Linked DNA regions of Homo sapiens: region 1 is linked to region 2. Evidence: chromatin loops called from intact Hi-C (ENCODE). Cell type or tissue: endothelial cell of umbilical vein. All regions are shown on one strand.

Region 1 (5,000 bases), 1.1 Mb after region 2:
GACCAGTTAGGTCTATTCTCACAACTACATTCTAAACAATTTAATACCTGAAATAAAGGAAACGGTCTAAAAGTTAAAAAGCAAGTAAACAAATAAACAAAACTAAGTTTTCAATACACACCTATACATTTAAAATACACATATTTCAAAGGTATTTTAAATAACTAAAGACAAAGTGTTATGCTCGCAATATCACATTTTGCATCATAGAGTCTATTCGCTTCTGCTAGCAAGATTGGTACTAAAAGCAGGCACTGAATACTAATTTTAACAATACAAAACAACTGTTTTCATCTTTATACAGAACAAATATTAATTGTTTTCACACACGACTCTGTTTCTGTCAATATAATTATAGGCAATTATAATGTCAATTAATGAGAACTATATTATATCTTCACTAGATTGAAACAAAACTTTTAAACAAAATGGGTTCTACTTTATTGACAGAATTTCCAAAAGAAAAAAGTTTATACAAAGCCAATAATAAATTAATACCCTTCAAATATGTGTCATAAGTTTATGAAAGCCATAATACCTATTTTTCTAGATTGTTCCGTCAGATAATATAAGAACAATAAATATTAGAATATGTTATTATAATTTTTAACCAATTTTTATCTTTAGACTTAAAAGACTAGACAAAGACAAAAGGAAATAAATGCAGATGATTACAGTTTACTAGTCTGGAACATATTCTATGTTGAAAGATGAGGAAAAGTATGAAAATCAGAGAGATAACTGGTCTATCAGTCTGGATTTTATTTTTCATTTGTAAGAATCGAGAAACTCAAAGTAAATAGACTTAAACAAATTTTTAAGGGAAGAGAAAGATTTATTAGCTCATATCAAGGAGCAGATTTATATTCACAAACAGCCTAATACAGGACTGAAATATAACCAGAATCCTCCTTAACTTTTCTTCCTCTGGGTTGCTTAATTTTTAGGCTTCACATGGTAGCCCCTGAGAAATGCTAGGCTCTCCCTTGAATCTTTAATACTTATAAACCTCAATAATCACATCACTAAGCTCAAAGGAGGAAAGAAAGTATTTACCCCAACATTCCCACCAAAATCCTCCTGGGGTTTATTCTAATTGGACCAGTTTGGGTCACATGCCCTAAATGATACACTCCAAATGACTTGAGCTAACTGAGTCTCACCTCTGGAACTAGGTGTGAAGTCAACCCACTAGGGAATGTCGCCAGGAAAAGGGGAACATGGGTATTGGCCAGCAAACCACCACTATAAAAGGGTATGGCAAATCCCCAAATGCTGAACATATTTTTTCGGTATCAACTTCCGTTTTTCAAGCCAACTTTAAAAAATAATGTTAAAGAAATGTGCTTACTTTGATTGTATTGATTTTCTATAGCTGCATAACAAAAAACTTGGAGACTTAAAATAACACCCAGATGGAAGGGAGCCATGGGGCAAGGACCTCAGACTGGTCTCTAGTGGCTGACAGTGGGCCCCAGTTGACAACCACCAAGAAAATCAAGACAACTACCATAAGAAACTGAATTATGACAAAACAAAATGAGCTTGGAAGTGGACCCCAAGCTCATTTTGTTTTGTCATAATTCAGTTTCTTATGGTGGTTTTCCTGGTTTTCTCGCTGGTTGTCAACTGGGGACCACTCTCAGCCACCAGAGGCCAGTCGCAGGTCCTTGCCCCATGGCTCCCTTCTGTCTCAAAACCACCAATAGAGAACCTCTCTCAAGTTGAATCCTTCTCACATCTCAACTCTATCTGACTTCTGTCTCCGATCTCTAGAAACAGATTTAAAGGGCTCACATAATTAGGTGAGATTACCCAGATAATCTCCCTAATTTAAGGATCTTAATTCATCTGCATTTGGGATCTTAATTTATCTGCAAAATCTCTTCATAGCAGTACCTACATTAGTGTTTGGCAGAATAACTGGGTGAAGATGTATATGTACACCTGGGTCCAGAAATCTTGGGGACTATCTTTGAATTCTGCTGCCCACATTAGTGTATATATATTAATATATACACTATATATATATATACACACATATGTACGTATGTATATATATACATATATACACCTGTACATATATATATACATATATACACATGTACATATATATATATACACATATAGCTTTTAAGAAGTATGGGATGAGAATGGGCTGAAAGAAATGGAGGCGGATTTTGTTTTCTTAATAAATCCATTTGTTTTCTGGAACTACCACAAAAAAAAAAAGAAGTCTGTGGCACAAGGGAAATAGTCTAAAATTTTAAATTGCATGAAAAATAGAAAAGTAGAACCAAAGAGAACAAACTGGATGTTATGGTTCTTGTTTTGATTGGCTTTTTGGGTTTTGGTTGGCTTTCTGGTTTTTGTTTTGCTTTGCTTTGTTTTTTAGCAAGTCAAGTGACACATCTGGAACCTTAAATCAAAATTGTTTTTAAGGGGGAAGAAAGTTTATCTTTCAGAAAGGACAATACAATTATATAATAACTAAATTTGGAGCATAAGTCAAGCTCATTCTATGCTTTCTTAGAAAATAAAGAGGTAAAGCCAAAGAAATCTTCCCTAAAAACTCCAAATCAAATATGTTTATGGAAGTTCTAATTATCTTGGATATTTTCTGGTTAAAAGCATGTCTTGTTAAATGTCTCAGCTGTACAATACATTTTTAAAACGAAGAGAGAGAATGAGCAGAATGAACTACTTCTAGTCTTTTAAGAAACAAAGCTGCTCTTATATTTTCACTCCGGGTTGGTGATGTAAAAGTAAAGCACTGCCCCCTAGAGGAACAAGGACCTTCTAGAGCAGGCAGCTATTTCACAATCACGTAATGTTACACACATAATGTCCTAATTTCAGGTAGATGTCTTCTTTAGGACATAGAAGAAAAATAGAAAAATGTTGCAGTGTAAGAAATGCTAAAAAAATTTTAAAGACGTTTCAGATTTTTTTTCAAGAGATTACAGATTTGCTAAACTGTAATTTGGGGGGAGCAATTCATTTATAAGCTTTCAAATAATATTTTTGCATTGCAATTACAGAATAAACATTTGTCTTAGAGAATAGGAAGTTTTTAGTCTTTCTTCTTATAATTTTTTTTGTATAGACAGGGGTCTCTCTATGTTGCCCAGGCTAGTCTCAAACTCCTGGCCTCAAGTGATCCTCCCACCTCAACCTCCCAAAGTGCTAGGATTACAGATGTGAGCCACTGCACCCAGACTAGTCTTTCCTAAAATGTGCAGCTTTACATCTACCAGACTTTTCCCACAATTATTACAACAGAACTATGTGTAAAACATATATGATCTTATCTAAAATTATAAAGAAAAGTGGGAAACAAAATTGACCCACATGATTTTGCTACTATAGTCAAACTTACTATTAAAACAAGTAAGAAACAGAGGAAATCTAAAACTTCAACAGCTAGATTTGGCAAATCATGTCAAAAATTTCCCCATTACCAGGAGAATTCAGCATACTCACATTGTCTCTGAAGTCAAAATCAGAAACTATAACAAATCATTCAAATGTCTAGGTCTCTGTTTTTAATATAATTAATTGGGTGTTTTCAAATTATTCTCCCCAGAACCACAACTAGGAAGAGTTCTGGGTACTTATCTATGCTTCTACCAGAGCAGTCTTTATTTTATCTTCCTTTGGGGCTCCATACAAACTTTAAACAGAAGAAATGGTTCTTAGGGCTTTAAAAAAGAAGGAAGGAAGGAATGAAAGGAAGGAAGGAGACAGGGAGGAAAAGAGAAGGAAGACAGGAAGGGAGAAGAAAAAGCAGCTTGAAAACTGTTGGGGGAGATCTCTTTAAATTCCTCTCTTGTACAACTCTATTTCCTTCATTTTTGTCTCTCTAGGGATGGCAGCAGCAAGGGTCTGGATGCCTCAGGCTAGTTCCTAAAATAAGAGATCATACCAAGTACAAACTCGAGCCAGGCACAAAGAGATAAAATCCTGGTAGGGCATTCTACGCATGTTCTTGGTGTGGATTCTACATTGTAGAAAAGACTCTTACAAAAGCACACTTCATTTGAAGGTTGTCACTAAGAAAAAAATAAAATACACAGTAGAAGAGCACTTTACAATGGCGGCAAAGCACACTGTATGATAAGAAAGATGTCATCACGTAACATGGTATTTTTCTTCCTCCGCGCATATCTGCCAGCCAGCTCACACTGATTTTTATAATTAGACATGTCCCTCTTCCTTCCTGTCTCACCCCAAGTGCCATAGTATATTTACAGAACTACAAATATATCACAAGATAGCAGGGTGAAACATTTTATTGAACTATTAAGGAAAATTGCCAACAGAAGTTTCTGTTCTGCCTCTGTTGATTTTCCACAAGCAAAGGATTCAACTACTCTTTAGGACAGGATCTGAAAAGCACAGTCTTTTCTGCATCTTCAGAATCAACCATACTGTACCATAAAAGTTTCAATCAATTGTTTTGAATGCAAAGGTTATTTGACCAGGGCATGCAGAATTTTAGGATATAAACTATTTGTACTCATTTAGACGTGAAATCCAAACTGGCCAGGCTTACCACACAAAACTGGCTTGTTTTCATTCTTGCTCCATGAGGCAGTTACTGTTAACAGTAGGTAGCTAGTCAGGTATGAGCAGGGCAGAAGAGGGCTCCCACACACACACACACACCAGGAGTGTTGGGCAAACATCAGGTGATGGTCAGGCAGTTGTTAACTGTTTCTCTAAAGTAATAATTGGTCACAGCTGGCACCAGGGAAAAGCCGTCTCCTAAAAGATAGAAAACACCTGAAACTGATCAGCAGCTTCCCAGTAAGACCTCAGGAGTGGAGAGAAGTAAGGCAAGACCCCGGAAGTATGTCAACCTATAAAACCCCATGTCAAGAGGTCAAGCTGTGCACTTGGTTTCTCAAGTCAACCCCTTGGTCCTCTTCCCAGTTGTACTTTCCTTCTTTTCTTTTCTTTCCTTTCCTTATTGTTCTAAAGCTTTTTAATAAACGTTC
Region 2 (5,000 bases):
CTTTTTACAGTCTTTTCTGGTCATCTATTTTATCTCATGTAAGTATAGCAACTGCTGCTCTTTTTGGTTTCCATTCACATGAAATATCTTTTTTTTCCTACACTTTCAATCTAGGTGTGATTTTATAGGTGAGGTTTCCTATAGGCAGAATTTAGTTGGATCTTGCTTTTTTATTCATTTAGTCACTCTATATTTTTAATTGGAAAATTGAGTCCATTTACATTCAGCATTATTATTGATAAGTAAGGCCTTACTACTGCCATTTCATTGCTTGTTTTCTGGTTGTGTTGTAGCTCCTCTCTCTCTTTCTTCCTGTCATCTTTTGTTGTTAATTGATTTTTTTACTTGTAGTATGTTTTAATTTGTTGATTTTTACTTTTAATGTATCTATTATAGGTTTTTGCATTGTGGTTACCATGAAGCTTATGTGAAATATCTTATAGATATAACAAATTATTTTAAAGAGATGACAACTTGTATTAGATAACACAAAAAAGAGTAAAAACAAGCAAACAAATAAAAAACTAAAAACAATCTTTATATTTTGACTCTATCATCCCACATTTTGATTTTGGTTGTCTCAATTTACATTTTTTATTGCCTATCTCTTAAGTTTCTGGAGCTAATATTATTTTATATGTATTTATCTTTTAGGCTTCATGCTAGAGTTATGGGTGGATTGCACACTAAAATTACAGAATTGGAGTATTCTGGGGATGATTTTGTACTTAATTTTACCAGTGGATTTTGTACCTTTAAATATTTTCTTTTTTCGCATTAGTATTTTTTTTTTGTTCAGATTGAAGAGTTCCCTTTACCATTTTTTGTGAGGTAAGTCTGGTGGTGATGAATTCTCTTAGCTTTTGTTTGCCTAGGAAAGACTTTGTGACTCCTTATTTGAATGATAGCTTTGCTGGATAAAGTGTTTTTGAATGGCAGGTTTTGTTTTTTGTTTTTTGTTTTTTGTTTTCTTTTCAACACTTTGAAAATATTCTGCTCCCTCCTGGCCTGTGTGGTTTCCACTGAGAAGTCTGTCATCAGATGATTGGCATTTCTTTACATGTTGTTTGCTTTTTTTCTCCTGCTGCTTTTTAGGATCCTCTCATTGTCTTTGGCCTTCGAGAGTTTAATTATTATATGTCTTGGCGTAGTCCTATTTGATGTTCTCTGTCCTTCCTATACGTGAACTTTTATTTCTTTCTCAAGTTTTGGAAACTTTTCTGTTATTATTTTTTGAGTAAGTGTTCTACCTTGTTCTTTTGCTCAGCTGCCTTTTGAATACTAGTAATTCTTAGATTTTGTCTTTTGAGGTAATTTTCTATATCTTATAGGTAGTCTTTATTCCTTTTGACTTTATTTTTTTGTTATTTCTCCTGTGACTGTGTACTTCTAAACAGCCTGTCTTTGGGAGCACTGATTCTTTCCTCTGCTTGGTACATTCTGCTGTAAAGAGCCTTCAATGAATTTTTGAATTCAGCAAATGTGTTTCTCAGTTCCAAGATTTTTGTTTGATCTTTTGTTATTATTTCAATCTCCTTGTAAAATTTATCTGATAAATTTATAAATTGCTTTTATGTGTTATCTTGGAGAGCACTAAGTTTCTTTCAAACTCCTATTTTGAATTATTGGACAGAGAGCTCATGTAACAGTCTTGTTAGGGTCAGTCACTGGTTCCTTGCTTTGTCTGTTTGGAGAGGTCATGGTTTCCTTTTCGCTGTTTTTTTTTTGTGTGTGTGTGTGTGAATGTACATCTATGTCTTTGCATTTAACAGTTATTCATTCCAGTTTTCTCTGCCTGGCTTGTTTTGGTTTTTATTGGCTATGTTTACTTAGAGATTCTTCATAATTTACCTGTTGAATTTCTTATACTTTTTTCCGCTAGGTCAGTGCCTCCTTTTCAGCACTAGATGGCACTTTAAGCCCATGTTTGCCTTTGCTCTAGCAAATTATCAGAGACTGATCATCAGAAATAGGGGAGGTCCCAAAGGGGATATCCTGGCAGTGTGGAACGGCTGGCTGTAATTTGTGCTCAGGGGCCCCGTGGAATGTACCTCCTACAGCATGGTACTGCTAAGCAGCCACTCCGATTTGGCATGTCATTTGGCTGAATTACAGAGCAGTTTCTAGCATTCAGGATGTTAGTCCTGCCTCTCTACTTTGTCTTTGGCTGTCCTCAGAGATGTTTCTCCTTTTAGGCACTCACCATGCTTCCCACAGTTTGAGGTAGGGACAGGTCTCCTGTCAGGGAACATAAGAAAGTAGAGAAGCTGACTGTCAACCTCAGTCTCACTTTCTCCAGTGTGGAAACTGAGAGTCAATCAACATTTTCCACATACTTGGGGCAGGGCAGATTCCAGGGAGGGGTGTCATTGTCATGAATATATGGCTCTCTTACCGTCTGCTGGAGTTTTTTTTACTTCTCTTTGGCTCCAGGAACTGATTCATCCTCATATTTGTGTTCTAGGATATTGCTGGTGATCATCTTGGTGCTATATATTTGTTTTTGGTTTTCTGTAAAAGGGAGCGAAGCCAGCTTGTTTCTATGCCACCATTTTCGAATTGGAATTATGACTATAGGGCACCACAGTCTTGAACTCCTGGGCTCAAGTGATCTTTTTTTTTTTTTGTCTGATATATTTTAAAAAATTTTTTATTTTATTATTATTACACTTTAAGTTTTAGGGTACATGTGCACAATGTGCAGGTTAGTTACATATGTATACATGTGCCATGCTGGTGTGCTGCACCCATTAACTCGTCATTTAGCATTAGGTATATCTCCTAATGCTATCCCACCCCCTTCACCCTACCCCACAACAGTCCCCGGTGTGTGATGTTCCCCTTCCTGTGTCCATGTGTTCTCATTGTTCAATTCCCACCTATGAGTGAGAACATGTGGTGTTTGGTTTTTTGTTCCTGCGATAGTTTACTGAGAATGATGATTTCCAATTTCATCCATGTCCCTACAAAGGACATGAACTCATCATTTTTTATGGCTGCATAGTATTCCATGGTGTATATGTGCCACATTTTCTTAATCTAGCCTATCATTGTTGGACATTTGGGTTGGTTCCAAGTCTTTCCTATTGTGAATAGTGCCGCAATAAACATACGTGTGCATGAGTCCTTATAGCAGCATGATTTATAGTCTTTTGGGTATATACCCAGTAATGGGATGGCTGGGTCAAATGGTATTTCTAGTTCTAGATCTCTGAGAAATCGCCACACTGACTTCCACAATGGTTGAACTAGTTTACAGTCCCACCAACAGTGTAAAAGTGTTCCTATTTCTCCACATCCTCTCCAGCACCTGTTGTTTCCTGACTTTTGAATGATCGCCATTCTAACTGGTGTGAGATGATATCTCATTGTGGTTTTAATTTGCATTTCTCTGATGGCCGGTGATGGTGAGCATTTTTTCATGTGTTTTTTGGCTGCATAAATGTCTTCTTTTGAGAAGTGTCTGTTCATGTCCTTTGCCCATTTTTTGATGGGGTTGTTTGCTTTTTCCCTTATAAATTTGTTTGAGTTCATCGTAGATTCTGGATATTAGCCCTTTGTCAGATGAGTAGGTTGCGAAAATTTTCTCCCATTTTGTAGGTTGCCTGTTCACTCTGATGGTAGTTTCTTTTGCTGTGCAGAGGCTCTTTAATTTAATTAGATCCCATTTGTCAATTTTGGCTTTTGTTGCCATTGCTTTTGGTGTTTTAGACATGAAGTCCTTACCCATGCCTATGTTCTGAATGGTAATGCCTAGGTTTTCTTCTAGGGTTTTTGTGGTTTTAGGTCTAACATGTAAGTCTTTAATCCTTCTTGAATTAATTTTTGTATAAGGTGTAAGGAAGGGATCCAGTTTCAGCTTTCTACATATGGCTAGCCAGTTTTCCCAGCACCATTTATTAAATAGGGAATCCTTTCCCCATTGTTTGTTTTTCTCAGGTTTGTCAAAGATCAGATAGTTGTAGATATGTGGTGTTATTTCTGGGTGCTCTGTTCTGTTCCATTGATCTATATCTCTGTTTTGTTACCAGTATCATGCTGTTTTGCTTACTGTAGCCTTGTAGTATAGTTTGAAGTCAGGTAGTGTGATGCCTCCAGCTTTGTTCTTTTGGCTTAGGATTGACTTGGTGATGCGGGCTGCTTTTTGGTTCCATATGAACTTTAAAGTAGTTTTTTCCAGTTCTGTGAAGAAAGTCATTGGTATCTTGATGGGGATGGCATTGAATCTATAAATTCCCTTGGGCAGTATGGCCATTTTCATGATATTGACTCTTCCTACCCATGAGCATGGAATGTTCTTCCATTTCTTTGTATCCTCTTTTATTTCATTGAGCAGTGGTTTGTAGTTCTCCTTGAAGAGATCCTTCATGTCCCTTGTAAGTTGGATTCCTAGGTATTTTATTCTCTTTGAAGCAATTGTGAATGGGAGTTCACTCCTGATTTGGCTCTCTGTTTGTCTGTTATTGGTGTATAAGAATACTTGTGATTTTTGTACATTGATTTTGTATCCTGAGACTTTGCTGAAGTTGCTTATCAGCTTAAGGAGATTTGGGCTGAGACAATGGGGTTTTCTAGATGTACAATCATGTCATCTGCCAACAGGGACAATTTGACTTCCTCTTTTCCTAATTGAATACCCTTTATTTCCTTCTCCTGCCTAATTGCCCTGGCCAGAACTTCCAACACTATGTTGAATAGGAGTGGTGAGAGAGGGCATCCCTGTCTTGTGTCAGTTTTCCAAGGGAATGCTTCCAGTTTTTGCCCATTCAGTATGATATTGGCTGTGGGTTTGTCATAGATAGCTCTTATTATTTTGAGATACGTCCCATCAATACCTAATTTATTGAGAGTTTTTAGCATGAAGGGTTGTTGAATTTTGTCAAAGGCCTTTCCTGCATCTATTGAGATAATCATGTGGTTTTTGTCTTTGGTTCTGTTTATATGCTGGATTACATTTATTGATTTGCATATGTTGAACCAGCCTTGCATCCCAGGGATGA

Evidence for each region. Hi-C counts contacts between places; a loop is a spot of excess contacts. Peaks named below come from ENCODE experiments on the same cell type or tissue, not always from the same donor. Only the 100,000 strongest peaks of a DNase experiment are listed, where the experiment ranks them.
Region 1: a loop joins it to region 2, with 18 times the contacts of the local background. A loop is called at or near these places in 7 of 110 quality-filtered maps.

What each region holds. Positions count from the first base shown.
Region 1 is chr5:97,229,013-97,234,012 of GRCh38, reverse strand. No RefSeq gene overlaps it. Among named protein-coding and RNA genes, the nearest start is that of RIOK2, 48 kb to the right of the region's middle. In endothelial cell of umbilical vein, a CTCF peak has its summit at 2,790 (motif pointing left); a DNase peak (open chromatin) is centred at 2,752.
Region 2 is chr5:98,346,800-98,351,799 of GRCh38, reverse strand. No RefSeq gene overlaps it. Among named protein-coding and RNA genes, the nearest start is that of LINC01846, 190 kb to the right of the region's middle. RefSeq lists a silencer at 1,861-2,155. In endothelial cell of umbilical vein, a CTCF peak has its summit at 1,901 (motif pointing right); no DNase peak of the experiment used is centred here; H3K27ac peaks cover 533 bases.